Linked DNA regions of Homo sapiens: region 2 is linked to region 1. A link is a loop called in an ENCODE intact Hi-C map of the cell type or tissue named here. Cell type or tissue: heart right ventricle. All regions are shown on one strand. Links, peaks and the distances in the headings refer to the core of each region. The heading gives the core; the rest is flanking DNA. Region 1 overlaps VGLL4 (vestigial like family member 4). Region 2 overlaps VGLL4 (vestigial like family member 4).

Region 1 (15,376 bases), core at 3,074-11,073:
CGAGGCAGTTGGATCATCTAAGGTCAGGAGTTCGAGACCAGCCTGGCCAACATGGTGAAACCCCGTCTCTACTAAAAAAAAAGAAAAATTAGCTGGGCGTGGGTTAGCCGGGCGTGGTGGCAGGCGCCTGTAATCCCAGCTACCCAGGAGGCTGAGGGAAGTGAATCGCTTGAACCCAGGAGGCAGAGGTTCCAGTGAGCCAAGATCGTGCCATTGCACTCCAGCCTGAGTGACAAGAGTGAAACTTCATCTCAAAAAAAAAAAAAAAAAAAAAAATCAATGTTCTGAGAATAAGATCATCGCAGTATTACGTTAAATGTGTAATTTTCCAAGGTAACTATTACTTATTTAGATGTGTAGGTTGTTACATTTGTTTGCTTTTCATCAGTCACATTTACATTAAAGACAATAAAATACAAAGTGATATAACTGCCAAATGTATATTACAGACTATAAACTCAACAGAAATTCAAAAGAGGATGATATAAACATATCACACATTGAAAGAGGACAAAGCATCTTGCTAGGCACTGACATTTTAAAAGGTTAAAGTACAAAAGTTACTTTAGATAGGAGGAATAAATTCTGCTGCTCTAGTGCATAGGAGGATTACTATGGTTAACAGTAAAAGATTGCATATTCTAAAATAGCTACATGAGAGGCTTCTGAAGGCCCTCACAACAAATAAATGATAAGGTAATGAATACAAGAACTACACTGACTGGATCATTATACAACATAAATATGTATTAAAACATCAAATTGGCCCAGCATGGTGGCTCATGCCTATAATCCCAGCACTTTGGGAGGCCAAGGTGGGCAGATCACCTGAGTTCGGGAATTCGAGACCAGCCTGACCAACATGGAGAAACCCCATCTCTACTAAAAATACAAAATTAGCCAAGCATGGTGGTGCATGCCTGTGATTCCAGCTACTTGGGAGGCTGAAGCAGGAGAATGGCTTGAACCCGGGAGGCAGAGGTTGCGGTAAACCGAGATCGTGCCATTGCAAGCCAGCCTGGGCAACAAGAGTGAAACTCCGTCTCAAAAAACAAAAAAAAAAAAGAAAAGAAACATCGAATTGTACCCTAAAAATAGATACAATGTGTTGACTAAAAAATAAAATTTATCAAAAAAAGTTTAAATGTTTTCCCAAATATGAAAAATTAATAAGCATTTAAAAATTAATCAATCTCGGCCGGGCGCGGTGGCTCACGCCTGTAATCCCAGCACTTTGGGAGGCCAAGGCGGGCGGATCACGAGGTCAGGAGATTGAGACCATCCTAGCTAACACGGTGAAACCCCGTCTCTACTAAAAATACAAACATTTAGCCGGGCGTGGTGGCGGGCGCCTGTAATCCCAGCTATTCTGGAGGCTGAGGCAGAAGAATGGTGTGAACACGGGAGGCAGAGCTTGCAGTGAGCAGAGATCGCACCACTTCACTCCAGCCTGAGTGACAGAGCGAGACTCTGTCTCAAACAAAAACAAAAACAAAAAAATCAATCTCACTGCTAATAACTTTAAATTTAAATATGAGATACTACTTTGGACCAAACAATTGCCAAAGATTTTGGGGAAAGCATGCTGATTAGCATGCAGTAAAATAGGCACTTCCATAATCTATTAAGACCTTTCAAATATAGGAAATATCCTTAATGACCAACTACAGAGAGGTGTTTGCATAAATGATGCCATAGCTATAGGAAAAATAAGTAGACATTAATGATTTTTTGTAGAATTTCAAAACCAAAGCCAATTTTCACAATACTGAATGAAATAAAATTCAGAATATAAAATTTTAAACACACTATGATTTTGGTTGTGTTAAATTATATACACTCAGGAGAAAAGACTGAAATCAATAGTGCAATATGGTTGTTTCTGGGGTGTAGCCAATCTTTTCCTATTCTTTATACATGCCTGTGTTTTTAAAAGATTCTACAATTCTCTATATTTCTTTGGTATTCAAAAATAAAAGCAGACAATAAGAAGAAATATTCTTCCCAAAACATGTAGATTGAAAAAAAAAAAAGGTTAAGGTCCAATTCCTGCCTATAAGATCTTCCAGGTAAAATTTCATAAAACGAGGTTGGGCCACACCTTGAAAGATACATAGAATCCACATAGCTGGGGCTGGAACTGGGGGCTCACACCTGTAATCCCAGCACTTTGGGAGGCAGAGGCAGGTGGATCACCTGAGGTCAGGAGTTCAAGACCAGCCTGGCCAACACAGTGAAACTAAAAACACATAAAATTAGCCAGTTGTGGTGGCAAGCGCCTGTAATCCCACCTACTCGGGAGGCTGAGGTAGGAGAATCACTTGAACCCGGGAGGCAGAGGCGGAGGTTGCAGTGAGATGAGATCGCTGCACTCCAGCCTGGGCTACAGAGCGAGACGGGTCTCAAAAAAAAAAAAAAAAAAAAAGAATCCACGTAGCTGGAAAGGAGTAGAAAGGGCATTCCAAATGGGAGAAAAAACTCAAAGAATCTAAAGAGGGAATAGTTGGCAAACCAGAAGATAAATCAAATTGGAGTTACGAGAGCTTAATCCTTGAGCTTTATTTTAACAGGCCAGTGGTTGGATGAATCACTACCAAATAAGAAATAAAGCAAAGCTATACTAAGCTAAAGGAAAGTGTTCTCAAAAAAGAGTCTTCTGTGCCACGTTGGTGTTTTTTCACATCCCTCTATCTGGCTGCCTGCTGGTTTCCATGGCTTAGATTTACCCATTTGGAAAAACAACCCCTCCCCTGACAATACCAAAATCACTACCTCTGCCATGAAATTAGGCAAGAAATATACATACTCCAGCCTCTAATTTAGACAATAAACTTGCCAAAAGTACGGAATATATCTTTTTTTCACATAGTACCAATCAACAGTGTCATAATAGGCATTCCAATAAGTAATGAATTACAAGTTAACAATGAGCAACACCTTAATATTGTCCATAAATCCCCACCAGAACTGAAATTTTACAAGTTGGCAATATCAATTATTGGTAAAGATTTAGAGTTCCTGGCCGGGCGTGGTGGCTCACACCTGTAACCCCAGCACTTTGGGAGGCCGAGGCAGGTGGATCACCTGAGGTCAGGACTTCGAAACCAGCCTGTCCAACATGGTGTGACCCTGGCTCTACTAAACACACAAAAAATTAGATGGGCGTGGTGGCGGGCGCCTGTAATCCCAGCTACTGGGGAGGGTGAGAGAGGAGAATCACTTGAACCCAGGAGGCGGAGGTTGCAGTGAGCCAAGATCACGCCACTACACTCCAGCCTGGACAACAAGAGTGAAACTCCGTCTCAAAAATAAAAAATAAAAAAATAAATAAAGATGTAGAGTTCCTGAAATGCTTATACACTGCTGGTAGAAGAGTAAGATGCTATAACCACTTTGGAAAACAGTTGTGCAGTTGCTTAAAAAGTTAAACGTACCCAATAATCCGGCAATTCTACTAAGTATTTACCCAAAAGAAATGACCACATATGTCCACAAAAAGCTTGCATAAAAATGTTCGAACACTGTACAACAAAGTGTACCTCTTAAAATGGTTAAAATAATACGTTTTATGTTATATATATACTTGGCCACAGAATAAACAATTCTGAGCAAGTTCATTCATTATAGTTGAAAACCGGAAACTTAAAACATCATCCATCAAGTTTAGAAGAGATGAGCAAATTGTGGTATACGCATAAGACGACAATGCCAAAGAACAAACTACTCCAGGAGCATGCATGAATCTCAGAAACACTACGTTAGGCACAAGAAGCTGGATCCAAATTACTTTATACGACGTTCAAGACCAGGCCAACCTAATATATAACTGCAGAAGCCAAAACAGTGGTTCTCTTTGGGGGATGTGCGTACTGACTGGTAAGGAAGCTCGAGGAGGCTCAGGGGCGATGAGAATGCTCTCCCTCTTGATCTGGGTAGTCAGCCCCAATCAAAAAGACTATTAACAATAAATACAGAATAATGGAGGCCAAAGTTTAGACAGCCCAAGGCCAACCACTCATAACCAAAACTTAAGTCATCCTGATTTCCCCAAACACTAAACCTAAATATAAAAGAAACACAAATCTGAGTTTTTTGTCCTTATCAGCAGATAAGGACAAAAATAAGGTTTGATAAGGATCAAACCCATCAACTAACAACAAATCAGCTTAAACAGCTGTCTGCCTTAAGGATCTATACATGACAGCCATTCATGAAAAAGGTCAGGTCATTCCTCCTTTATGCTCTAAACTGCACCGTAACTGCTATAAAGTAAGACTGTGACATTTTTGGGTTTGAGGTCTCCCAGTCCATGAACTCTCCTCTTGTATGTATGAGAAACACTTAAAATTCTAACTTGATCTAATTTTATGTTTGACAAAACATGGGGGGAAAAATTTACAAAGCTATACCCTTAGGAGTTCATCATAATTAATTATGCCTCAATAAAAATAAAGGAAGAAAGAAAACAGAACAAGTGGAAAATCCCAGTCCATTATCCCAATTAAGCCCCAGGTTTGCATTTTATCTAGCCCTCACGAAGTACTCCACTATCATGAGGTCAGAGCTCATCATCAGAAATCCCCCTCGGAGTGCTGTAGTGTCTGTCCTATTCAAGGCAGCGTTAGGTCTGACCACAGTATTTTCAGAACATACAACTAATCCATCAATTTCTTAAGCCTTTTAAAATTCACTGAACTTGGCCGTGCGCAGTGGCTCACACCTGTCATCCCAGCACTTTGGGCAGGCAGATCGCCTGAGGTCAGGAGTTCAATTCCAGCCCAGACAACACAGTAAAACCCTGCCTTACTAAAAATACAAAAATTAGCCGTGTGTAATGGCACGCACCTGTAGTCCCAGCTACTTGGGAGGCTGAGGCGGGAGAATGGCTTGAACCCAGGAGGCAGAGGTTGCAATGAGCTGAGATCGTGCCACTGCACTCCAGCCTGGGTGACAGAGCAACACTCTGTCTCAAAAATAAAAAAAAAATAAAATAAAATTCACTGAATTTAAAAGTTCTACATATATTTCATTCCTATTAAGACCCAAGACGAACCATTTCATCTTTCTTTTTAAAAAAGGCTAATAATGCTTCAATAAATGCTAGTTCCCAGTATAGTGACAGATACAATGGAGTGAGGCAGTCTGACTCTGGCCATAGTTAACAGATCAAGGAAAAAAATCCCACACTCCTAAGATTCCAAAGAAATTTTCTGCAAGTTTCCTTAATGTACTTTAAAATCCTTCAGAAGACCATGGGGAAAATAAATCATCCTCTCAAATTCATATTCTGAAGTTTGAAAATAAAAGCAGTTCCTTTTCATGTTTGGATATAGTCACTCTGAACAGTAAATCAGCTAACAGACATCAACCTGGCATAAGACTCTTCATAACCTGTAATTATCTTCTTTATTTCCCTGTTGCTCATCTGTCTCCCCTGCTAGAACATACACTCCATAAAGTCAGGGATCTTGCTGTCTGTTTTGCTAGCAGCCATATCCCCAGCACATAAAACAGTTCCTGGCACATAATGGGTATTAAATATTTTCCCATCAGTGATCAGTTCGTTTAGCAGACTGTCCAAAGTCAAGTAACTAGAAAGCAAGACGAACAAGGGCAGCTATCTGTAATCAAGCAGCCAACTTCAAATGTTTTCCTACAGAAGCTAAGTCCTAAAGAGTTTTTCTTCTCTCTCTTCCCCTCTTATTAATATTCCTCCTTTTCCCAGCTATCTTTCCTGCCTCTAAGAACAGTATTCTAAGAATTAAGAAACTCACTTGTATCACCAACTCGCTGAGTATCCTTGGGCTAGTCAGGCAATTTCAATGCTTATCTTTAGTCAAAAGACACTGGAGTCATTCATAAGGAGACAACACTTGCCTGGTGTGAAGAACGAGTAGCTGCAAGACAAAATCCTAGCCCTCCCAGAAATTAGAGTAAGCCAGACAGAGGAGGGAGGTAACACAGCGAGATAAATTCCATGGCAGAAGTATGCACAGCATGCCATGAAAATACAAACACCTAATCCCTCCAAGAAGGCAGAGGAGGGCCAGGAGCGGTGGCTCACACCTGTAATCCCAGCACTTTGGGAGGCCAAGGCGGGCAAGATCACGAGGTCAAGAGATCAAGACCATCCTGGCCAACACTGTGAAACCCCGTCTCTACTAAAAATACAAAAAAATTAGCTGGGTGTGGTGGCACGCACCTGTAGTCCCAGCTACTCAGGAGGCTGAGGCAGAAGAATCGCTTGAACCTGGAAGGCGGAGGTTGCAGTGAGCCGAGATCGCACCACTGCACTCCAGCCTGGCGACAGAGCAAGACACCGTCTCAAAAAAACAAAAAAAAGATGAAGAAAAGAAGGCAGAGGAGAGGAGGGTCACTTTCCAGAAGAAGCCCTTGCCCTTGAGGGACTAATAGGAGCCACGAGAAAGGAACAGGGAGATTTCAGATAGAGGCAAAAGGGCTTACTCACAGGAAGCAGTTTCACGTTATGTGGACTGCAGGGTGTGAGCGAACATGGAAAGTAAGGCTGAAGAGGTAAGCCGGAATGATATTCTGGTAATATTACAGATGTAAACCTAGAAGAAGATGAGATTAGAGGCAGGGAGCAGTTTAGAGATTATTTTAGCAATTAACAGGAAAATTAATGGAGACCTCGTAAGAGAGGAGTTCCCAGGACCTCTTCAACCTATTCCACCCTTTGCCCCAGGTGACCACGCTCACTCAAAGCTTCAAGTATTCTCTATCCAAGTATCTCCAGCAGCAGCCTCTCCTGAGCTCTAGAACCATATACCCAACTTTCTATTATTTATCTCTTCTTCGAAATCTCAGAGCCTTTAAACTCAACGCAGCCGAAGCTAAGCCTATGAGCTCACCCCAGAACCTAGTCCTCTTCCTGTGTTTCCTGTCTCTGCAGATGGCAGCACCACCCATCCGCTTGTAGGAGCTGGAAACCTGGGAGGCACCCTTAGTGTCTCCTACGTCCTCTCCCTCATCCGCTGTTCAATCCATCACCAATCCCTGCCAGGCTCCTCCCCTAAGGATCTCATACGTCTATCCACTGCTTTCCTCTGTGGCCACCGTCAGAATTTGCCTTACCCCTATCTCTTGCCTAAGCCAGTGCACCAGGTTCACATCCTCTCCTATTACTATTTCATCTCTTATTCCCTTCCAGTCCATTCTCAAACTGTGACAAAAGTTTGTTTTTAGTGCTCATCAGCCTGCGTCACCCTTTTATGCCCGCCTACTCACCCCGAGGAGCTCCATCAAGCCCCTCTTCACTGGTGTTGCTCACCATATGTGCACCAGCACCTTATTTCTGAAGGAATGAGGACTCAGGTTTTTTTTTTTTCTTTTGAGACCGAGTCTCACTCTGTTGCCCAGGCCAGAGTGCGGTGGGATGATATTGGCTCACTGCAACCGCCGCCTCCCAGGTTCAAGTGATTCTCCTGCCTCACCCTCCCGAGTATCTGGGATCGCGCACCAGCATGCCTGGCTAATTTTTATATTTTTAGTAGAGGCGGCGTTTCACCACATTGGCCAGGCAGGTCTCAAACTCCTGAGCTCAAGCAATCTGCCTGCCTCAGTCTCCCAAAGTGCTGGGATTACAGGCGTGAGCAACCGCCCCTGGCCAGGACTCAGTATTTGAGCAAAGGGAGGCAAGAATTTTAAGAATTTGTAAAAAGTCAGTATTGCATGGCATAAAGAGACTAAGGTAAAGACTAAAAAAGACTGAACTTGCCACTAGGATATCATTTAGTGACCGTGTCTGGAACAAATTCAACAGAGTTGTGGGAGCAGAAATCAGAGGACAGCAGATTAAGAGGGAAAGGGCAGAAAGGGAGTAGAGGTGAGCTGGCCTTCTTCCAATAACGTGGATGGCAAGGACGATACAGTCTAATGGCTGGAACAAACACAAGATTTAGGGAAGGGTTTGTTTTTGTTTTAAAGTTGGGAGAGACTTGTATAGGAGCACATGATGAAGGGAAAGAAGCAGGAGAGGAAGAGGAGGGTATCAGAACAGAAAGAGATCTGTGAGCACCAACAGAACAATCTGCCTTCATTTCCCCTGAAGGAAGGAACATGAATGGTGATGAATTCAGAAGAGCTTGCAGGCAGGGAAGCAACATGTGGTTCTTTTATTTTCTCTAAGATATAGAGCAGATTCTTCCAGCTCCACAAGAAGGTCCTCTCCCACTCACTCTCTCTTTATTGGACAAAATATAGAACCAAATACTGTATGCACTGTATCAAACACCAAGAGCGCAATGCTTGATGTCCACTGTGAGTTCTGGAACTTTACCTTGTTCCCTACCAGTATCAGCCCTCTTTTATTGGTATGAAGCCTCTAATAGAAAAAAGCCTCCCAGCCTGGTCTCCAGAAACTGGTGTTAACTGCTCCGAATTTTGAATTCAGCAGAGCTGTGCTAGAAAACTGCACATAAGGTTTATACTGAGAATGACAGCTATTTTCCATTCCCTTTACTTTCTAGTCGGTAGAACTTAAAGCCTGGCACAGCTGCTATTACATATTCCTTAAACAGCGAACCAGATCATTCTCGTGGGTGATTTTAAGCATTAGAGAAGAGGTCATAACTTTTCAGCAGGAAAATAAAACAAAGGTTCTTTCTGGGGTCAGCCAATAGTTTATCAGTGGCTCATCAGAAAAACAATAGTTTAAAAGGACTTGCGTAGTTAAGAATGGAAGAACATGGGTAAAGAAAAAAACTGCTGACATTAAAATAGAATTTTAAATTAATCTCTTGTCGCGTTAATAGTACTGCCATATAATGGAAGATGCATTTATTTTCTAAGGGGAAAATGTCCAGAAACTTGCACTCATCACTCCCTTAACTGTTATCAGGGAAGAAGTGTAGAGTCTCCCAGCTGGATTATGGGTAGTGTAAACATCTTTGCTAAATTGCTTGGCAGAGTACATCTGCATCAAACCATTAGAGTCTGGAATTCACTCTATTAAAATCAAATCATTAGCCAAGAAGAATTAACAGGAAACTATTTTCATGCAAAACAGATATAAAATAAAAATCAAGAGCAATACATGAGTAATTCTTTTTCATTCACAATTTTAGATGGTGCATAATGCAGAGTATTGTTTTAGAAACGTGCTGCTCTCTAACAGCCATCTCTATACAATATAGGGTATTGTTTGGATACTGGAGCAATTTAAGCTTTTTCTATGTATCCAAAAGTCCCTGGATTAAGATCCAAAGAAACCTGGCACAGCAACAAAGTTGACTTGTAACACATCTCAGCCTTTAAGCAAATTGTTTATTAATGCAGCAGGAAAGTCGCTGTTCAGGCCCTAAGTAAGCTATGTATCTCCGGAAGTGTCCCCCATGTTGCATTCTCCAAAACTGTGCAGAATTTTCTCCTAGTTTTCCATTACACCAAGGATGGTGGGAGGGCTTCAACAGGTGATGAAGAATGTGAACAAAATACTAACTGAAAAAAAAGTTCTTCCCAAAGTATCACCAACTCTGTTTAATAAACAGTGGAGCTACAGATGAATGAGAAGGGAAGCTGGGACATATATTATCTGTATATAATGTCTGTATATCCCACAGCCAAGAGTTCTCACACTCAAAGAGACGCTGGCTTCACATGGAGAAAACAACCTCTCAGGATGTGTGCACTACTTTAAAAGATCTCACAAAAAAGATACAAAAGAAGGCATACAGGCATCTCCCTATACAGGGTAAAAAAAAAAAAAAAGCTAGAATTTGTTTAGAATTAGACACATGGTAGTAAAGGTATAAAGAAAAGCAAGTTACAACTGTGGTGAACTCTTGGGGCTGGGAGGGATCTGATCAAAAGATAATACCTGGAAGGGGCGATTTACTATTTCTTGACCTGGCCATAGTCACCGGGTTGTTCATTTCTCTAACCATAAAATACACATTTTTATACACTTTTCTGTATGTATATTTCATTATAAAACATGTTGAGAGATCGATCCCTAATACATTTCTTAGTAGAGTATAGGCATTCCATAAATGTTTAATAACAGAATGGATAACAAAATGGTACTAGTACTAAGTTTTCTCTAATCACTTACTAGATATATTTCAGTTTGTCATGTTTACAGACTTCTTTGCAAACAAAAGAGTGAAATATTAAGAGTTTGGAACGATCCTATGCATAGCAACACATTAAAGAGGACTTTTAAGAATAGATTCTCTATTTCATTTAGAGTAAATAAACATTCTTTCAACTAGTCATGATTCACATTGATAGGATTAAAACATTCTATACATAATACCTTGAAATTAAAACAATCAACAGAATTAAACAACAATGCAGAAAAGGCAAGACAGCAAAGCAAAGTGACAAAAATAATTCCTTCGAACTTACAGAACATGTAACATTCAGAAAGGAAAGGAGAGCAAATGAAGAAAGCAAAATCATTTTCAGGTCCTGCTTTTAAAAATAAGCAACCACGGTTAGGATTTTGTTGTGGAGTTGGGGGGTGGGAAATGACACATGAGTTCATTAAAAAATAAAAGACGGAGAGAAAACTGTTTTGGAATACAATGCAGAGCAAGTCTTAAAAAACAGTTGCCATGAGCTTCAATGTGCAATAATAAATACCACTAAATAGAAACCGCCACTGAATAAACGTCAGATACTTTGAGATGACAAAGATCGCCAGAAACATTCCCTGGTCCGACTGTTTTTATATATTTGTGTACATGCGTAAGTGCTAAATCTGGATCTAATTTCTTCCTGAAAAAATCCAGTTTTCTGCAACATCCTCACAGTCAGGGAGAACTAAGCTATATTGAGAAGTTTGGAATCTCCTCACGTGCCAAGGAGGATTGCTTTCTATCTTTACCGCATGTTTTAAAAAATCTTCACAGCAACACATCCAGGCACCCTAGGAATACAAGGCCACGCAGACAATAGGGAACGGAGGAAGGAGGGAGGAAGACAAACCTGGCCTCCAGAAGGAGCCAAGTGTAGGCTCCAAGAGATAAACAGCCAAGTACAATAATCTTTCGAGAAGCGGGCTGAGAAACAAGGGTGGGAGCTGGAAGGAAGGGTATAATCACACCTTCCTTCACAAACTGTAATTAGGAGAAAGACACCAGCCAGGCCAGCTCTCTCGCAGAGCTCCTGGGCTCACCTGGGCATGTTTTACTAACCAAGCTCCTCCTAGTTTCTTTCTCTCTCTCTCTGTCTCCCCCTTCCTCCCTAACCCCCACTGGCCCCCACTCCCTATCCTTTCCTGCAAGTAAAAAGCTAAAGTAAAATGACTTTCCACAGCAAAACAGTTACAGATGTTCTACCTCGGAATACATCCCAGATCAAGAGCTCGTCACTTGATATGCAGGGCTGGGGACCAGGAGAGGGTACGAAATGGCCCTGCGCTGTGGCCTTTTCACCTACCCAAGCCTCCTAAGTTTCCTGAAGGTTCTGAGCTCATTAGACAAAGAACAATGAAGCCAGGACTCCACTCAACCGCTGGTGGTTAGACTGGTGGAAAACAAAAGATCACAGGGTCTCACTGAACTCAGCAACTCTCCAGTGTGCGTCTTCCCTTCCATTCCAGAAAATTAATTTAAAAGTTGCCCGTGATGAAACAAGGGATAACTGTGCCTAAAACAATGAACCGTTCTAAAGCTTGAAGTCGGAATAATTCGCTCTTAAGCTTTGAGAGGATCACACTATGCAATGTATTCCTACTTTCTCCCAATATAAATCACGCTATTAAATTAAAAGGAGAGAATTCTTCCACCAAATTACACACTAATGGCTCTTAACCCATAATTAAAGTATCGCTACCAGCAGTGTAAAGCCCCAGCCAGCCAGGGCTCAGACCCAGGTCTCAGCCCCAGGGATGATGTCAGTGCAGCGACAGCGATCTTGAGGAAAGCCCGTGGTCTAACCTGTCCCTGTCCCTGCTCCCTGGGGACTGGCTCTGGAGCTGGCATCCACGCAGGCCTCCTCCTCTGCACAGGCAGACAAAAGGAAAGCAAGCCCAGTGCCAGAGCAGCACGAAGAGCACCTTCCAGCGAGGCCGGTCACTCAGAGGTGTCTCACCTACCCTTTCCCCAACATCACAACAGCCTCGGAATTTGGACCAGCAACTGGCTTCAGAGCAAGGAGAAGTGGGAGAGGCTCCACTGTGTGCTGTAATCCAGGGTGTTATCCCCGTGCTAGGCCGTGAGGGCACCCAGGACGGGGCATGACCCTAACATCACGGAGCTAATGAGGAGATAAGACATGAAATAAGCCCGGCGCGGTGGCTCACACCTGTAATCCCAGCACTTTGGAAGGCCAAGGCGGGCGGATTACCTGAGATCAGGAGTTTGAGACCAGCCTGGCCAACATGGTGAAACCCTACCTCTACCAAAAATACAAAAATTAGCTGGTCATGGTGCAGGGCACCTACTGTAATCCCAGCTACTAGTGAGGCTGAGGCAGGAAAATCACTTGAACCCGGGAGGCAGAGGTTGCAGTGAGTGGAGATGGCGCCACTGCACTCTAGTCTGGGCGACAGAGCAAGACTCCGTCTCAAAAGAAAAAAAAAAGACATGAAATAATTCTGGAGAGGCAGCACGGCATAGAAGATTCATAGAAGAGTCAAAACTCAATTCAATCCTGCCACAAACTTTCTAAATAAACTAAATCAACTCTCTGAAAAACAGAGTTTCCCTCTCTGAGCCTCACTTTCCTTGGTGAAAACAAGGCAAAGGTATTAGATGATGTCTGAGGCCCTGGATAGCTCTGCAATAATTAGATAGAGAATACAAGGCAGTATATAATCAAGTATTAAATTATACAGGAGCAACTACAGCTGCCATTGAGAGCTTGCACTGATTTTTTTTTGAGTCAGCCTTCATTCTAAACCACTTCCTGAAAGCCCACTCAGACCCTGTGCTAGGATTCAGGGATGCAGCGGTCACCAAGACAGAATGCTCTGCCTTCACGAGGCTTTCGCCAGTCTAGTAAGGTATTCTCAGGTGTTCAGAGGAGGGAAAAAATGAGGGCTGGGGTTGGCCTATGACCTTTGCATGGAGACAGAGGCAAAACTGGGCTTCAAGTGGGTATCATCTGAGCATTCAGTGGGGTGATGGACGCAGTGGTTAATTGCTGAGTACGGTAGTAATAAGCCATGAGGTTCTGAACACATAGCACAAGCCCAGTTCTACTAATCCGCTCATCATTAGTGAAGGGAATTAGTTAGCTTCCAGAAGTCAGCCAGACTTCGATTCTTCCGGCCCTCTCCCTAACGTCTCCTTCTCCCACCCCAAACCTGCTAATTGTGGTTAACTTTTTCCCTTTATTCTTTTCAGTTATTCTTGCAGACAACTATGGTGGAGGGCAGGAGCCAGGAAGCAGTTACCAAGGAGGGAGTCCACATCTAAGCAATATGGAGTCAGTCAGGAAGGAAGACCTTGTATGCTACAAGGTAAACGGCTAAAAAGATCGATTTGCGTATTAAGTCACAAGAGAGGTTTAAGAAAGACAGTACAGGCTGAGTGCGGTGGCTCATGCCTGTAATCCCAGCACTTTGGGAGGCTGAGGTGGGTGGATCACCTGAGGTCAGGAGTTTGAAACCAGCCTGCCCAACATGGTGAAACCCATCTCTATTAAAAATACAAAAATGGGCCGGGCATGGTGGCAGGCACCTGTAATCCCAGCTACTCAGGAGGCTGTGGCAGGAGAATGGCTTGAACCCGGGAGGCAGAGGTTGCAGTGAGCCAAGATCGCGCCATTGCACTCCAGCCTGGGGGACAAGAGCGAGACTTCATCACCAAAAAAAAAAAAAAAAAAAAGACCAGACACATGGTTTATTTTAGAGTAGAGCTATGTCTCATACAACTAAGGAATATGGTATAATTTAGCTGGTAAGAATAATTAACCATCCGCATCTTAATTTTTAAAACTAAAATGTCATAAAATTAATTTGTCCCTTATTCTTAAGGGGCATGAAACTTGACTGTGCCCTAAATGAAATCAAATGTTGCCTACCAACAGTACATTCCATTTTCCAAACAACTTCCCTGGAATGCTGGGGAGCTGATATGTTTAAAACGAATATTCTCCAAGTCCAAGTGTTGGATTTTAAAGAACCATAACCTTTCCAACTTTTCCTACAAAAAAATCCCGTGTGTGATTTATGCCCATCTTCAAAACACCCTCTGGAGTTCAGACCAGATGTGTGCAGTGTTTACACTGAGAAAACCACTAGGACATCAACAATTCACTATAAACACCACTCAAATTTTGCTGTGCTTTCCTTCATTTCCTCTGTATTTATTCTGGTGTTAAAATAATGTTAACTCTCATAATAAGGAAAATAGGAGCAGATGTTTAAACCAAACAGACTTCAGCCCATTATCCCATATAGCTACTCAATCTTCAAAATCAAAGTTTCTTCCTCCCAAATACCGAGAGAGAAGAGCAGAGCAGAGCACTCTAGTTTCCTGGGTGTTGCATGCTACACAACAACTCGACCTGGGCTCGCTGTCCGTAAGTTGGTCCTCACCAATCGGAGACAGGAAAAACTAATCTGGTATCAATTTCCTAACAATCTTATATTTCTCTCTTAGGCCATTATGTTTTGTTTTTAAAATATCGTATTACTTGTTGGCAAAGACAATACAACAGAAATTGCCTCAGAAGTTTTTCTTTCTTGTTGGGGGAAGCGGGGATGGTTAAAAAAAAAAAAAACAAGAAAAACAAAACCCTGACTACAATGTGTGAATGTCACGGGAAACAAGCCCAGCAATGGCTGCTTACGGCTTTCTAAAGTCGGCTGCCTTTTTTAAGTGAGTTCAGAAGCAAGATGTTACTTAACACATCAGATGCAAAGAAAGAAATTCACGAAAATTCTCATAGCAGGAACTAGTAGGAGTAAAGAAAAACAAATACTCTTTTTAAAAAACGTTAAATATGAGATCCTCATCCATAGAGTTTTAAAAAACAACGTGAATGAGGGTTGTTGTTGTTTTTTTTCCTTGAAGGGGAAAAATACTCTTGAAAGGGTGAGTTTTCAACTGATTAGGAAACAGGCCTGAAGTTTTTAGATTAAAAAAATACAAGTGAATCACCCTCCCAAGTTTTTGTAACTGTTTTCTTTTTCAAGAGAAATGTCCCGTGTATTATTGGAGAAAAAATGGAAACTGCTCCTGCTGAATGAGAAAGAGAAGAGTCCCGGATGTGTGTGTGGTTACAACAGAAAACACTCTTCCTGCCAGGCCGAACTCCCCCGGAGATGCCCTCGGCGGCAGACCCAGGGCCATTGCCACTTTTTCAAATCGCACGTAGAGGATGTCCGAGGGCTTAAGAAATAGATTTTTCTCTGACTGCTACCAGAGACAGTTGGAAATACAAGACAGTGGGGGAAGCACCT
Region 2 (15,376 bases), core at 2,450-10,449, 52 kb before region 1:
CATTCTCCCTATGGTGGCCCAAAAAGCCAGGTGGCTGGTTTGGCTAGAATGAGGCGTAAAGTCAGAGCAAACAGGTTCTGAGTGAGTCTGGGGCCAACCCCTGCAACTTTCCCATATCCAATTCCAGCATTCAGAGACCCTCTTTGCTTGGCAATGTGTGCAGGCTTTCCAGACCCGTTGCCTCTAGAGAGGCGGGACTCACGGAAATGCTGGCCAGCAGCGCGGAGCCCGTCCAGGTTGCCCAGATCCTCAGGTCACGTTTCTGAATAGCTCAACTCTATGTAAATAAGGTACCAGTTTTCTTTAACCAGAACTGTCTACATGTGTTTTCCATTATTAGCTTTAGTTTTTTAAGAAAAACTGATGTTTGAGAAACAGGTCATGGCTGAGAACATGACCGGTAAAGCATCTCACCTGCCCCCACGTTAGCAACTGTTGCCAGGGAAGTAGTTGTGAGAGCACAGCCAGCAGTGGATGCCCACCTGCGGCCATGACCCCCAGAACTTAATTCAGATGGGGCAGGAATCCATGTGCATGCTAAGCACTGTTTACAGGCAAAACAGATGTGTCCCACATTAGAGTTTTCAAATGAATGGAGATGTTGCTGAGATTAATAAAATTGAAAAGAATTTAAAATTCCTACTGCTAATTTGTAGTTGTTTTTGTCATTATGTAATCTCTCAAGGAATATGTTAAAAATACAACCACTATCATATTTTTGACATTAAATAGAGTCCTTGTATCACAGAAGGGATGAAAAACACTCTATCTTTCCTTCCTCACTGAGCTGCAGTGTCTGAGGTGGACAAAACCCTGGGAGACACGGCGATCTCTGCACAGCAGCAGAGGCATCAGCATGTCGGCATCCTGCCTTGCCATCCTCCGGGGACTACTTGAGACAGCTGAGGCGAGGACTAGAGGGAGGGGTGAAGAAAAGGCATTTGACCACTAAGACCATCCAGTGCTAGTCAACCCAGACGTCCTGTTCTCCCTGCTGCTTCACTCCACCCCACACCCTCAATCTGACTCTGAGCTCCGCTGGAAAGGCCTTTCCTGTGCTGGAAAAGTGGAGGGCAGGACCCACTGCCTCCGATGCCCGCCTCAGGAAGGCAGAGGGTGGAGAGAGAGCCCATCCACCAACTCAAGACTAGGAGAGAAGACACATTCCCTCTAGACACCCCTGGAGGGAAACGGGAACAGTGTCTGCTCGGTAGGCTGCTCAGAAGTGTCTGCAAGTCACTGTCTAGAACAGGGCCTGGCACACAACTATTTTATGAATGAGCCAACCGAAAACTAAACAAATTCTCAGGAGAAACCAGCAGCAACAGGTTAGAGTCAGACAGAGGAGCTCATGAAGCTGGGTGACCCAGGGCTGGGCCATCCATGGCCCTGGGGCTCCTGGGGAAACCCAAGGAGAACAGCCCTGGCCAGCGCCAACCCCCTAGAAACGAGTGGTCTGAGGAGACCTTCTGCCATTCCCTCTCTCGTTCTTGCGACTGGCACTGTCATCTTTCAAAATTTCAAATTCTTTTGAAGGCTCACTCTTAGTTTTTACTCCATATTATGCAGCAAATTGCTGGAAAATATTATAAAACTGTTTAGTGGCCAGGTGTGGTGGCTCACGCCTGTAATCTCAACTTTGGGAGGCTGAGGCGGGCAGATCACTTGAGGCCAGGAGTTCAAGACCAGCCTGGCATGGTGAAACCCCGTCTTTACAAAAAATACAAAAATTAGCCAAGTGTGGTGGTGCATGCCTGTAGTCCCAGCTACTCGGGAGGCTGAGGCAAGAGAATCGCTGGAACGTGGGAGGCAGAGGCTGCAGTGAGCCGAGATCATGCCACTGCACTCCAGTCTGAACAACAGAGCAAGACCCCACCCCCCAAAAAAACTGTACACTGGAAAGATTGGATGCTTTGTCCAACTCAGGAGAACACTTCACACTAAAATGGTTTTAACAGGAGAGAGATGTGGAATCCCAGCCTCCCTCAAGGAGCACCACACAGCTGCTGCTTAAACACTATCCAGACAGCTGCCTACCTCCTTCCTAAAGGTTCTCCCTCCTAATGAATGAACTCTGCCTTCAAATACAATTCTTTGGTCCCAGGTCTGCCCTTTGGAAAAATTCAATGAATCTTATTTCCTCGTCCAACTACTGAAAAGGACTTCTATGTCAACCTTGCCATGCCCAGAATTCTCCTTCAAATTACTCTGACACAAGACTCCTTATCCAACCTGTCACCCACAGGGCACATGCCACAAGTGAACATTCATATTTAAGAGGGTCACACTCCAGAAGCAGCCTAAGGAAATAGGGCACACAGGCAAGGACTCACTCCCTTCCATTTATCGTAGCACGTTTCTGAACGAAACACCAGCGTAGACAGTCTAATAAAAACTAACCTAAAGCATCAGGATTATTCCAAGACCTGCAGTCACCAGTACTATCCTTTCATCAAAACAACCCAAGATGCCAGTAGGCACTTCCACACCCATGTTGCACAGTGTGGTCACATAAAAGTCTCCAATCCTTTTCTTCCCATTATTTCAGCTTTGTGACCCCATACTGGCTAAAGACCAGACATGAATGAGTGCGTGCAGGCATATGAGAGACAAATAATCAGACTTCCTTTCTGCGTCACGTGGTGTGTGGCAGTCTCCTCCTCCCCACACACCGGAGCATGGTCACAACTGCCTGAATGCCAGCCGCCTTCCCATGGTCCAGCCCTAAGGTTGGTAGGAACCAGTTCGAAATTATTTTGTGGACTTCTCCGTACTACAGGAAGACCTCTGGTTCAATAAATTTATTCAGCACTAAATAAAAATATCAAACCTGATTTTCCTCTTAAAGTTACCGATCTACCCTGACTGAACTCAGAAACTCTGCAAAAAAAAAAAAAGTAATAATAATAAATAAATAAACCCCAAAACTATTGAGCTAAATTATTATACACCCATTGAAAATTTGAGTATTGAGTATACGAAGTGATTAAATGCTCATCTAGTAAGAGATTTTGAGGCATCTACTGTATATTTTCTTTTTTTTTTTTTTTTTTTGAGATGGAGTCTCGCTCTGTCACCCAGGCTGGAGTGCAGTGGCGTGATCTCTGCTCATCGCAAGCTCCACCTCCCAGGTTCACGCCATTCTCCTGCCTCAGCCTCCCAAGTAGCTGGGACTACAAGCGCCCGCCACCACGCCCGGCTAATTTTTGTATTTTTAGTAGAGACGGGGTTTCATCGTGTTAGCCAGGATGGTCTCAATTTCCTGACCTCATGATCCGCCCGCCTCAGCCTCCCAAAGTGCTGGGATTACAGGCGTGAGCCACTGCACCTGGCCTCTACTGTATATTCTTTAAAGTACTAATAGACCGTAAGGACCTTCCTCCTGAGAGCCAATCATGTAGTGTGTTAATTCTCAACATGAACTGCCTCTGAGCATCCAGGTAGTCAGGGCTACGCTCCATCTTTCCAAAACTAGGGGGAAAGGGTTGGCCAAGCTAACTTTCTAAAAAAAAAAAAAAAAACCAGACTGCTTTACAGAAACAAGATTTACATTACTTAAAGAAAAAATTATTTTGAGGACCTCCAGGTACTTAGCAAGGCTACTGCTTTACTGACAATGGACACCCTAATGACAAATAAAGCAGAGTTCCCACGGGAAAAAAACAGTACTGAGAGCCTATTTCATTGATCTGAGTTATAAAACTGCATTTCTTTTAAAATAGTCTCATTTTCAAATTCTGCAAAAACTTCAGAACTAAGCTATCTCTGGAGCTTCACTGTAACATCACTCACATCTAGATGCAACCCCCTGGCTATAAAATCATATTTCACCCAGAAGTGTTCGTCTGTGGAGTGTGCAGTGTGGAAGACTGAAAAGAACGTGGGGGGAGTTCAATCATTCCATTCAACACTGAAGTGGCATCTCTTCCCCCAAACTCGTGAGTTGATGATTCAAATAATGCCTCCAGAGAATTCAGAAGCACCCTCCCCCCCAAGTTTCATGCACCCCAAGTTTCATGCACCTTTCCTTTGTACGAGGGCTTCCAAACCAGATGGTAATGGTGACTCTTCACTACTCTTTGAATTAAATTAAAATTACCACCCCCGGTGGTCATCACGCATCACATCTGTCGATTATTAGGCACCAAATACTGTATTCCTGGAGCTCGGTCTGCCCTCCAAGCTGCCTGACTCTCCTTCACAGCCTCAGTCACCCCAGATGAGTATGGAATATAAAGGATTCACACACAATGGACTCATTAATGTTTATTCAGTTGACCTGAAGTTGGTCATCACAGTTTTTCATATTTTTTTTACTATGGTAAAGTACTACATACATAAAATTCACCACTTTTCAGTGACAATAAGTACACTGGTATGTTGTGCCGCCAACCGCACCATCCGTCTCCAGAACTTTTTCCTCTTCCCAAACTCTGCACTCATTAAACACCAACCTCCCATTTCCTCCTTCTTGCAGCCGCTGGAACTACCATTCTACCTTCTAGGACTTTCACTACTCTAGGAACCTCATGTCAGTGGAATCATACAACATTTGTCTTTCCATGACTGGCTTACACAAGGTGCATCTGTGTGGTAGCATGGGTCCGAATCTCCTTCCTTTTTAAGGCTGAGTAATATTCCATTGTGTGTACAGACCACATTTGGTTTTTCCATTCATCCGGTGATGAGCACTTGGGTTGTTTCCAACTTTTGGCTATTGTGAATAATGCTGCTATGAACATGGGTGTGCAAGTATCCGTTCAAGTCTCTGCTTTCAGTTATTTCGTGTGTATACCTATAAGCAGAATTGCTGCATCATATGATAATTCTGTTTAATGTTCAACACATCATTGGTAGTAAAGGAGGTGGGAAGTATAGGATGCATTTTTCATTTAACGTTTGGCCCTCTCTACTAGAGAAAAATTAAAGGTTTCCAAAAGGATGGATCTTGTCCACAACAATAACTGAAATTGTAAGCCTTTGTGAAAACAGCCCAAGTGGTTCATGAGAGAAATGAATGTTCATCAATAATGTAAACACTGGACATAAAAGTTAAATCAACAAAGAATATTCACCACCCAGCTCACTAAATCCAGCAAACTTGGGCACACAAGGGGCCCACTGGAGTCAATGATGTTGTAATCAACAGTGAGCATTTCGGAGACTTATAAGCTACATATTTGTGGTTCTCATTTCTCACTGTGAACCTTTAAAAATTGTTTCAAGTCATCGGAGGATGGCTAATGTTAACAGCAATACATATTGACCATTTGTATAACATTGGTGTACAGTGTTACAAAGTGCTTTGCATATACATTATGTTAACAGATCCTCTTCAATCTGCAACTCCTTTTTTTTTTTTTTTAAAAAAAAAGATAACTCTTTCTCTGTCGCCCTGGCTGGCATGCAGTGGCACGATCTCAGCTCACTGCAACCTCTGCCTCCTGGGTTCAAGTGATTCTCCTGCCTCAGCCTCCCAAGTAGTTAGGATTACAGGCATGCACCACCACGCCTAGCTAATTTTTATATTTTTAGTAGAGACGGGGTTTCACCATGTTGATCAGGCTGGCCTCAAACTCCTGACCTCAGGTGATCTGCCTGCCTCGGCCTCCTGAAGTTCTGAGATTACAGACGTGAGCCACCGTGCCCAGCCATGCAACTTCTCTTTAATGGCCAGAAAGTGCATTTCTCGAATGATGAAACTAAAACCCGGAGGGTCCTCATCTGTGCAGGCAGGTGAGCATACCTAGACACCCGGCCCTCAAGCAGTCACTTACTCCACTCTCCATTTTCAACCCAGCTTCATTCGGAACAAGGAGGGGACAAAAGGGTGGGAGGAGAGGCTGCTCTGTGGAATGACCGTACAAGTTACTGAGAGATGAAACAAAAGCATTCATTTTCTATTAAATGTGAAAGATCTCTCAATCTCTAATTGGTCCTGCACTCTAAGGCAACTTAGCAGGGACTCAAGTACAATTTCCATGGAGAGAAGTGGTCAAATAGCTGAGGTCAAACCCTCCAGACTCCAACTGCAGCCAAGTGCTTTTATTTCCCTTGTAATTTTCTTTAAGAATAAATGTTAAACCTAAAACATACCCCCTTTTGGAGGCGATCTTGGCAGCTGGACTGAGTGGGAAGAAAAAGCACCTTGTACTCCCCGAATCAGCAGCCAAACTATGCACCATTGTCTAGAGGCGGTCACATGACAGCCATCACCTGAAACTTGGTTACTTCCAATCCATGAAGGAAACAATCACTAGTGTGCCTTAACCCTTCCAGCTACTGCAGGCAGCCATGCTGCAGCTGCTCTCAGCAGCCCTCTCTCCCATTCCAGTCCCCGCTTAGGAGAAACTGTGCATGGCACAAATCTGATTGGGACAAGGTGGCGTTTGGGGAGAAGGGAGGGACGAGAAGGAAAATCACTGCTGTCCCTTCTAAGCAAAGACTACTCTACCTCTCCCAGCACTTGCTGTCTCGCAGTTTAAATTAATTACAGCTGAAAATACAGGGTTGCCATCTGGTTTGAAAAAGCAAGGATAAGGGAATAAAATGAAAGGGTTCTTGGTACTAACCTCACTTTAATCATTGCCAAAGAGCATGAAGACAGCCCAGCGTCCTCCCACAAGAAAGCCTTGGGCCTCACAAACTTGGCAAGCAGTCTCAGGCACAAAACTGGATGGGCGGGCGCTTGTCAGAATAAAAGTCCTCCCTGAAAGGAGGGTTGCGAGGTAAGGGGCCTGCTTGCCCCCTGCACTGCAATAAAAGTTTCCTATGGGTCCTGGGGTAGGTCAGGAACTCCTGGGAGGGTTTATTTATAGAGGGTGCCTTGCCAAAACGCTACACGCATCATTACAGTTCCATTTGGTGAGAAAATAGATTTGCTGTCAGAATTACAGCACGCGATTTCCTCTTTCTTTGTTTCTCCATCTTCCATAACATAAGGCTTTTATAAAACTTCAAAATAAGGCTAAAGAAAACACAGGAGAGGAAGGTTGCTGCAGAAGTGGAGACGCTCCGAAGGCACGATGCATGCAACTCCACAGCAGGGCTGCAGCCGGCCCCTCAGAGAAGGAATGCCAGAAATCCCCTATTCTCTGCTGCAGCCGCAACTACAGTCTCACTCCTGCACTGTAGGAAGCAACTTCCTTCTGCCTCCCTTCCACCAGCAGAACCCTAGGTGAGAGGCTTTTCTCTTAGGACTCAGGCTGCCACAGATGGTGACTCCAGGCACTGGAGAAGCAAAGGTGCCACAGCCATCCTAGGTTTGTCTTGGTGAACTTACAGGTGGGTGCAAGAAGTTGCTAAGTCTGCAGATGTCTTAGCCATACGCCAGCATCAAGTAGCCCGGAGAAGTGAAGCAGAAGATTTTCAGCCCAATTTAAATTTCCACCTGCCCACTACCTGAGTTCTTTTACACCCAGGTCAGTTTTGCAAACAAGACCCTGATATACCCAAGCCCAGCTGCTTTCAGAAAGTAACACCAATTGAAGCACCACGGTATTTATCAGAGTAAACTCTGATCAACCAGATATAGTATTTTATAAACCAGAGGTTCTAATTATAAAAGACAAGATAAAAGCAGATTATGAAAATAGCATTTCTGTTCTGGTGAAAAACACATCTTCAACCCCAAAATGATGTGAAAATTGTCTTCCAAATCCTGCCCTGACAGAATCACTGTCTATAGCAACAGTGTCCATAACATTCCAAATCTCAGGAGTGTAACTTTCTAGTAAATGGTACATCTGTCAAGCCACAGGAAACATCTGGTAAAATGGTTAAATAAAAGCAGAATTTAAACTTTTCTGATTTCAGAGCTTACTAATGGTACTCAACAAGAGACTATCAAATACTCTAAAAGCTCAATGTGACAGTGAAAAATATCCTGGAGGGGACCAGGTGAGAAAAAGAGGACAAAAAAAGAAGACAACCCGGGAAGGAGTGGGCTGCAATCCCACTCTCGTCACGATGACGATGCTCCCATTCCAGGCCTGCCTCTGGGAGACAGTGGCCATAGCCCCCTCAGCTCCGCCAAGGATGGGCACATTCCTGCCCATCACCATGGCAGAAACCTTCTCTGGCCTAGTTAAGTTCCTCTCTACCCAGGGCTGACTCCCCCAAGCATACTCATATCTCCCCAACGCACCCAACCCAGGAGGCCCTCAGGAGAGGTTTGGGGGGATGGACTGACGAAGTGATGACACACAAACAATAAGCTTCCCTCCGCTCCACGGCAGACATGTGTATTAAACACATACAATCATTCTACCATCAAGACACACCCAGGCCAGGTGTTACACAATACATTTCAGTCCCTTCCAGAACATTTTACGAGGCTTTTCCATTAAATAAAAGATTTAATGATTTGGCCACATCCAAATTTTAAAAATCTATATTTCAAAAATACAGTAAATAATGCTGAAAAGCAAATAACATTACTTATTTTCCCCAACGCATTTGACAGAGCATCCTTAATATGAAGAGTCGTAACATATCAAGAGAAAGAAGATGAATACTCTAATTTACAAAAAAGACAAGGTATAAACAACATCATGGTCACAGAAGAAGAAATGCAAACGGCCAATAAGGATATGAAAACATCATTCAAGTTCTCTAGTAGCAGAAAACAAACAAACAAACAAAAAAACACACAATAACAATGTTTCTCCCCGAGAAACTTGCAAATATTATATAAATGAATAAATGGTAGCAGTCACCTGTGGGAAGATGCCGAGAGAGAGACAGATGCATACAGCTGCTGGTGGGAACAGATCAGTAAACCATATAGAGTGAAGCTGGCAGAACACACCAGCGAAAACAGACATGGAAGACCTCTGACCCAGAAATTCCACTTCTATAAAAGTGGGAATATATGAGATGGGAGGAAGGATGGAGATATTCGAAGTTCTGCAAATGACAGTAAAACAATGTAAACAACCCAAATATCTGTATTTGTTAAAAAGTTCTTTTGGTTACAAGCAACATAAAACAAACCTAGTTTAAGGAAAAAGGGGCAACTTACTGGAAAGATACTGTGATATTTCTTGGAAATGAAAAAATGCTGACCAACCAATCCTTGAAAAGAGAAAAAAAAAAAAAATGAGGTGGCCCCAGGGATCTGGGCTTCAGGAGGCGGAAGGCGCCCATGGTGGGTCCATGTGCAGCATCTCACCAGAGCCTGCCTTCTGCCCTCTCCCAGCACCCAGGGATCCACCACCACCACCACCACCACCACCGGCTCCAAGTGTCACAACTTGGTGACCTTCCTAGGTCCTATGTACATATCATCCTCCAATCACTGCTCCATTAAGGAGTTATTAACATCAAGTCAAAATCCCAAGAACACTTTTTATTATACATCAAATATGCTGCTAAAAACTAGAACATGCCCCAACACACACTTAAATGCTACCAGTTTTCACAGTCAAGAGACTTCACTGGGCTGGACACAGTGGCTCATGCCTGTTATCCTAGCACTTTGGGAGGCCGAGGCGGGCAGATCACTTGAGGTCAGGAGTTCGACACCACCCTGGCCAACATGGTGAAACCCAGTCTCTATTAAAAATACAAAAATTAGCCTCATGTGGTGGCGCATGCCTGTAGTCCCAGCTACTTAGGAGGCTGAGGCAGAACTGCTTGAACCTAGGAGGCAGAGGTTGCAGTGCACCGAGATTGCGCCACTGCACTCCAGCCTGGGTGGCAGATTGAGATTCCATCTTAAAAAAAAAAAAAAGAGAGAGAGAGAGGGAGAGAGACTTCAATGGAGCCTTGAATGAATTATTTATAAGTAAAAAATTGAGGGATCTCCCAAGAGAGAAATCTATTATGGTCTTGTTTCAGATTTGTAGGTTTAAGGAGAAAAAGGGACAGGGGAATGTTCCACCTCTGCCATGAATAAGATACTGGATTTTTTAAAAAAGTAAAACTGCTGGAATTGTTGGCTAGACAGAGATGAGCCTTTGGGGCAGGAAATCAAATATTATGAAAAGGTGATTTATCTTAGAGCAGGCATGAGGTGTTTAATTTATTCCATGTATCTCGCCATCTTGCATTCCAAATCTTCTGCCTCCTCCAACAGCTCTCTTGCTTCCCTTGTCCTCTTTCTGAATGCACACTTCCCACCACAGAGGAACCACACATATCCTAAATCCCTCCTTTATCATATACAACGTCACCCCTCCCAGTGCTGATGGACAGGCGACCCCCTGCCGTTGGTCCCTGGGTGTTTCAAAGAGAGGCCCTGAGGAGCTGACACTCCAGAGCAGTCTCTGGGTCCCCTCTTCCCATGAAAGCCCCCAACCCTTCCCCCTGCAAAGTGGGACAACTCCTAGATTAAAGATTGCTAGAAAATACAATGACTAAGTGTAGTGTGATTCATTACTGAATCTTGAATTAAAAAGAATGTAAAAGAATTTTTTAAAAAATCTTAAAGTATAAAGGGCATTACTGAATATGAAAAGATGATGTGAGATCATATCATTGTCTGCACACATATGAAAGAAAGATAAAGCAAATACGGGCAAATGTTAACAACCGATGAATGCAGGGAAGGGTATGTGAGTGTTCACTGTGCTAGTCCTTCAGCATTTCTGTAGGTCTGAACTTTCTCCAAAATAAAAAGTATCTATGGTGAGGAAACGGTGCAGGAAGGATAGAAAGAGGAGATTATCACCAAATTTGGCTGGAATATGTAGAATGATGTGATTTAAAGCACAGGTAATATGGTATACACTGCCCTCCATATCCTCAAGTTCTGCATCCACAGATTCAACCGATCATGGATGGAAAATGGAGTCAGGCCTCTGATGGTACAGACTTTTTTCTTGCTTAGGAATAATAATTCCCTAAACAATACAGTATAACAACCATTTCCACAGCATTTACATTGTATTAGGTATAAGTAAGCTAGAGGTGACTTAAGTATACGAGAGGATTTCCATAGGTTATCTGCAAATATTATGCCATTTTACACGAGGGACTTGAGCATCCTTAGATTTCTGTATCCTCGAGGGTCTTGGAACCAATCTCCCAAGGATATCCAGGGACGGCTGTATATGACAATCGCTTTGTCGGGAGCCCTCAAATAATCTTCCCCAAGAGTTGGCACAGGGATACCAGGAGGAGCCTGCGTGATGGAGAGAGGCCTGACATGCATGAAAAGATGCCACTGGCAACAAATATGTTAGTTTCAAATATTAGCCTCAAAATGAAAGTCACAAGGGAAGTTGGAGAATCCAAACTGCTTGCCCTGAATTGCACGAGACCTGCTTCTCACACAGACAACAAACTCTGTGTAGCTTGCCGAAAGTCGAGAAATAATAGCAGGGATTTAAATAAATTATTTTGAAATTAAACCATGGCTAGTGGCCAAAGAGACTTTCAAGGCAAGGCCAAGGAGGCCATCTTCTGAGTAATAATACTGGGAGAGGGAGTTTGGGAGCAGATCACAAAGTCCTTGATGGTCATCCTAAAGGAACTGTGTCTTATTTCACAGTCCAAAGGGGGCCAGAGCCACAATCCAGTGATAAACTCAGCAAAGTCCTCCAATGAGGTTCTAGAGGAATCCCTGCCGATGAAGGAGCTGCATGGCTCAGGCGCCTTTCAGCAATGCCTCCCCTACCAAGCGTAGCCATGGTAGACAGTCAGCTTCTAGGTGACATGGAGTGTCTGTGTTTCTATCACTGGACGTAACTTGCTCAAAAGCCAACGGCCTAAGACAAAATGATGTGGTGTCATTCAAAACCAACACACAGAGGATGACAGCTATTAGTGATACAAGCACAAATCTGTCACACAAAAATAAAATAAACGCAACAACAATCTACTAGAAAACAGCCGAAAAACACTTTGGCTTTGAGGACTTTTTGGAAAAATTTGAAAAATACCAGAACTGGTACATACTTGGGCCGAGATGTGTTTGCTTTTCTAGCAGAGTATGAGCAAATCTGCACTTTGGGTCAATTTCCACCCAAAAGAAATGTCTGGTCATCTCTCTGCCCTGTGAGACTCAACCCAAATGCACTGAATTCCTCACTTTCATATACCTCACTTTATGTTCACACTTGGACTGGAGCCAGATGCATAAGCAAGAAATACAGAGGAGTGAAAAAAATCATTTCATCCACACAAGAAACCTGGGGGGCTTCTTACTGAGAGTCAACACCGGGATGAGATCACGTGCCGTGAAAGAAGCATCACGGGCAGGGCTGGTGCTACCGACTGAACCTCGCGCATGTGTGCGTTTTCGTTTTCTGTTTTCAAGAGCTTAGCAGGGAAAGGAGAGCGGTGGCGCTCTGTTCTGGCACATGTGGAAGTAAACATCAAGGCTCTAAGGGAGAAAATGGAAGTATACTAAGTGGTGCCACTCAGGGTTTATGTGGGCTTAAAAGTGATTCTTAACATCTGTCCCAAAGGGAAGAGTGTTTCCACAGAGCTCTCCTCGTGGCTCCTTTTTCATTCACACATTTACTCAGCACCTGGTTGGTGTCAGGCACTGGGAGGGTATAGTGCTACAGACCTGAGCAAATTCAGCCCCTGGTCTGGTGGAACTTGTAGACCAGGGAAGGGGACAGACAGCTGGACACCCAACTGTAGCAGAGTGTCATCGTTTTACACAAAGTAGTATTCACCTTGAAGCAGGAGGAAGTGCCACTTGCCAGAGGAGGTGGCTTTCAGAACCACACTGGAGGATGAAGTGAGTGTGCAGGCCCCCAGTTGGGCTGCAGCCCAGGGGGTCCTACAGGCAGACGCCCATGGAGATGGGCCTTGGCAGTGTCACCCTGTGGTGGACTGGGAGCCGTGGAAGGATTCCAAGCAGAGATGAATACTTCAGAAACCACCTTCTGACACTCGAGCACCAGTAAGACCAGCCAGGAGGGCACTGCCGTGCAAACAGGGGGCTAAACTACAGCCCCAGCCAGGGCCTACTGGGAAGTTAGCAGGCTGATCCACAGGCAATGACAGGAGGAAGGAGGAGGCAACGTCCCAGACAAATGGAAAGAGAGTTGTATCAGTCATGAATAGGGGGACAGAAGGCAAGGAGTAGACTTGGTGAAGTGCTGGAAGAACAATGGAGCAGCTGATGGCAATTCCAGTGAGGCGGTGCTGAATTTAGGGCACACATACAACACCCAGTGAGAGGGTGGATCTATGGGGTGTGAAGGCTTGGTCTAGGCTAGAGGTAAAGATGTGGGACTCAACCTATTGTGGCAAGTCCAGCCACGGGTTCATGTGTGACTTGGTTATAAGGGTCTGTGCAGGCAGAATGCCAGAGCCCTGGAGAATACCAATAACAACGAGTCTCTGGAAGATCCTGAGGAGTGGCCACAGAGGTGGGAGGGGACCACAGAAAGCCAGAAAAGGGCCACAGGAAGCAGGGGAGGAGAGCCCTTCAGGGAAGAGGAAATCAAATAAGACAAGGGACTGCACTCTTTCCTGAACCTGGCAACCAGTAGGTCACTCCTGAATGCAGGGAGAGGATTCAACAGAATTGTTGGTATGGATAACAGCACTGGACTAGGGAGTGGATATAAAAGAACAGGTGATCTCTCTAGAAATAGCTATGGAGGCGGGGAGAGGTAGGGATGGAAGATAAGCAGGCACAGGGTCAAAGGAGGACAGAACCTCAAGTTTCCTCAATTTCTCTGGCCTCAGTGAATTTCTCTGAAAGCCCCAAGCATTAAAGATGGCACCCAGCAGCCCCAAGTCACGGAATTAAACACCATTTCATGTTCATACTTAAACTTTACAGCACCAGAGCCTTGCAAGTCTGAAGGTTTGTGATAAGAGAATTTTGGAACCAAATAAAATGCTCCTTTTGTTAGGCAATATTTATGGGGCAAGTATGCTCCAAGGAATATTAAAAATAGGTCTTATGAAAAGGGGATGAAGGATTCTGTCTTAGCTTGAGCTGCCATAACAAAATACTGTGGACTTCGTGACTTAAACAGACGTTTGTTTTCTCACAGTCCTGAAGGCTGGCAGTCTGAGATTCGGACGCCAGCATGGTTGGTGACTGGTGAGGGCGCTTTTCCCGGCCTAGAGACAGCCGCCTTCTTGCTGTGTCCTTATGTGGTGGGGAGAAAGCAAGCAAGATCGCTGTTTCTTCTTATAAGGGCACTAATCCTAACAGACCAGAGCCTGCCCTCATGACCTCATGAAACCCTCATCACCTCCCAAAGGCTTCATCTCTAAAGAGCATCACATCGGGGGTTGAGGCTTCCACACGAGAATTTTGAGGGGACACCACTCAGTCCATAACAGATTCAATGGCCAATTCCATTTGAGAAACTCGGCTAAACAGTGTTTCTGCGCATAAGACTTCTCAAAGCCTGAAAGGTGCTAACATGCAGGAGCAGACCTGGGAGACTGAGTTTGGGACCACCGAACTTTGACCAGGGAACACTTCCGTTTCCCTTAGAGCATCTTGAGAGAAGAGTGTTTTGAGACAGTCTGAGCAGTGGCGAGGGGTGTCACTCCAGTTGTCAGATGCAGCTGAGGAAATGACTCCTAACAAGCTAGAAAACTCATAACCATCCCTAGTTGGGTTCAATGACATGGAAATTTAGGGATGCAGCAAGATTTCAGTTCTCAGATGTGCTTCTACATTGACCTGACGTAATAGGAGTTGGTTTGTCCTTTCTACTTGGCCTTGACCCAGTTTCTGGAGCTTGTTTCTATGTAGATTCATTAGCTGCATTATTCTTAGGTCTCTTCAAGAAGAAAGGCAAGAGGTAGTATAAGAAGTTGGAGGAGAGGGCAGTAGCAACAGTTGCTTCCTTCTATTCTGCAGTATGTGTTGCCTCTGCTGGGGCTGGAAGGCTCGGATCCAGAACTCAGATCCCTTGTCTGGCACAGTTTCTAGCTACTGCCAGACCCAGAACATTACTGCAACATTAAGCCCTCTAATTATGTTTTGGAGACAATCTGTGAAGAAATTTCAAAATGAAGAGTGTGTGTGTGTGTGTGTGTGTGTGTGTGTGTGTGTGTGTGTGTGTGTTTTAACCCATAGAAACAGCAAAATGGAGAGAGAGCAAGACCTGCCATTTAACTAAAAACTACACCAGATACAGAATGTGGAGCTTGTAAACCACCTTGCTATGTTCCAGCTGCCATGTGACACAAGCAAATAATTGCTTTATCAGCAAGAAATTAGAGGAAAATAAAAGAACCATCAATAGCCACACCTAGCCAAATTTGTTAGCATTTCTCTTCCCAGTCTTCAATCAAATCTATTAATGTAGATTTGGGACAGCACTTCATATACATTCAGGACAAACTGGTTTTGTGTCACAGTAAGAGGTCTATGAAGGTCACAGGCAATGTCGAGGTTAATCCTCTAGCTACGGATAAAAAGAGCTGCTACATATGTGCCCAG

The links. A loop is a pair of places that touch in the nucleus more often than their neighbours do. Peaks named below come from ENCODE experiments on the same cell type or tissue, not always from the same donor. Only the 100,000 strongest peaks of a DNase experiment are listed, where the experiment ranks them.
Region 2: a loop joins it to region 1, with 2.1 times the contacts of the local background. A loop is called at or near these places in 48 of 110 quality-filtered maps.

The regions. Positions count from the first base shown.
Region 1 is chr3:11,627,343-11,642,718 of GRCh38, forward strand. All of the region lies in intron 1 of VGLL4 (vestigial like family member 4), which reads right to left. Among named protein-coding and RNA genes, the nearest start is that of VGLL4, 8.9 kb to the right of the region's middle. RefSeq lists enhancers at 11,661-12,612, 15,157-15,376. In heart right ventricle, for the core only: no CTCF peak of the experiment used is centred there; no DNase peak of the experiment used is centred there; H3K4me3 peaks cover 1,576 bases; H3K27ac peaks cover 6,594 bases.
Region 2 is chr3:11,575,714-11,591,089 of GRCh38, forward strand. The region is part of intron 2 of VGLL4 (vestigial like family member 4); the gene reads right to left. It also overlaps a transcript of ATG7 not described here. Among named protein-coding and RNA genes, the nearest start is that of VGLL4, 61 kb to the right of the region's middle. RefSeq lists an enhancer at 7,706-8,544. In heart right ventricle, for the core only: no CTCF peak of the experiment used is centred there; a DNase peak (open chromatin) is centred at 6,658; H3K4me3 peaks cover 2,395 bases; H3K27ac peaks cover 4,847 bases.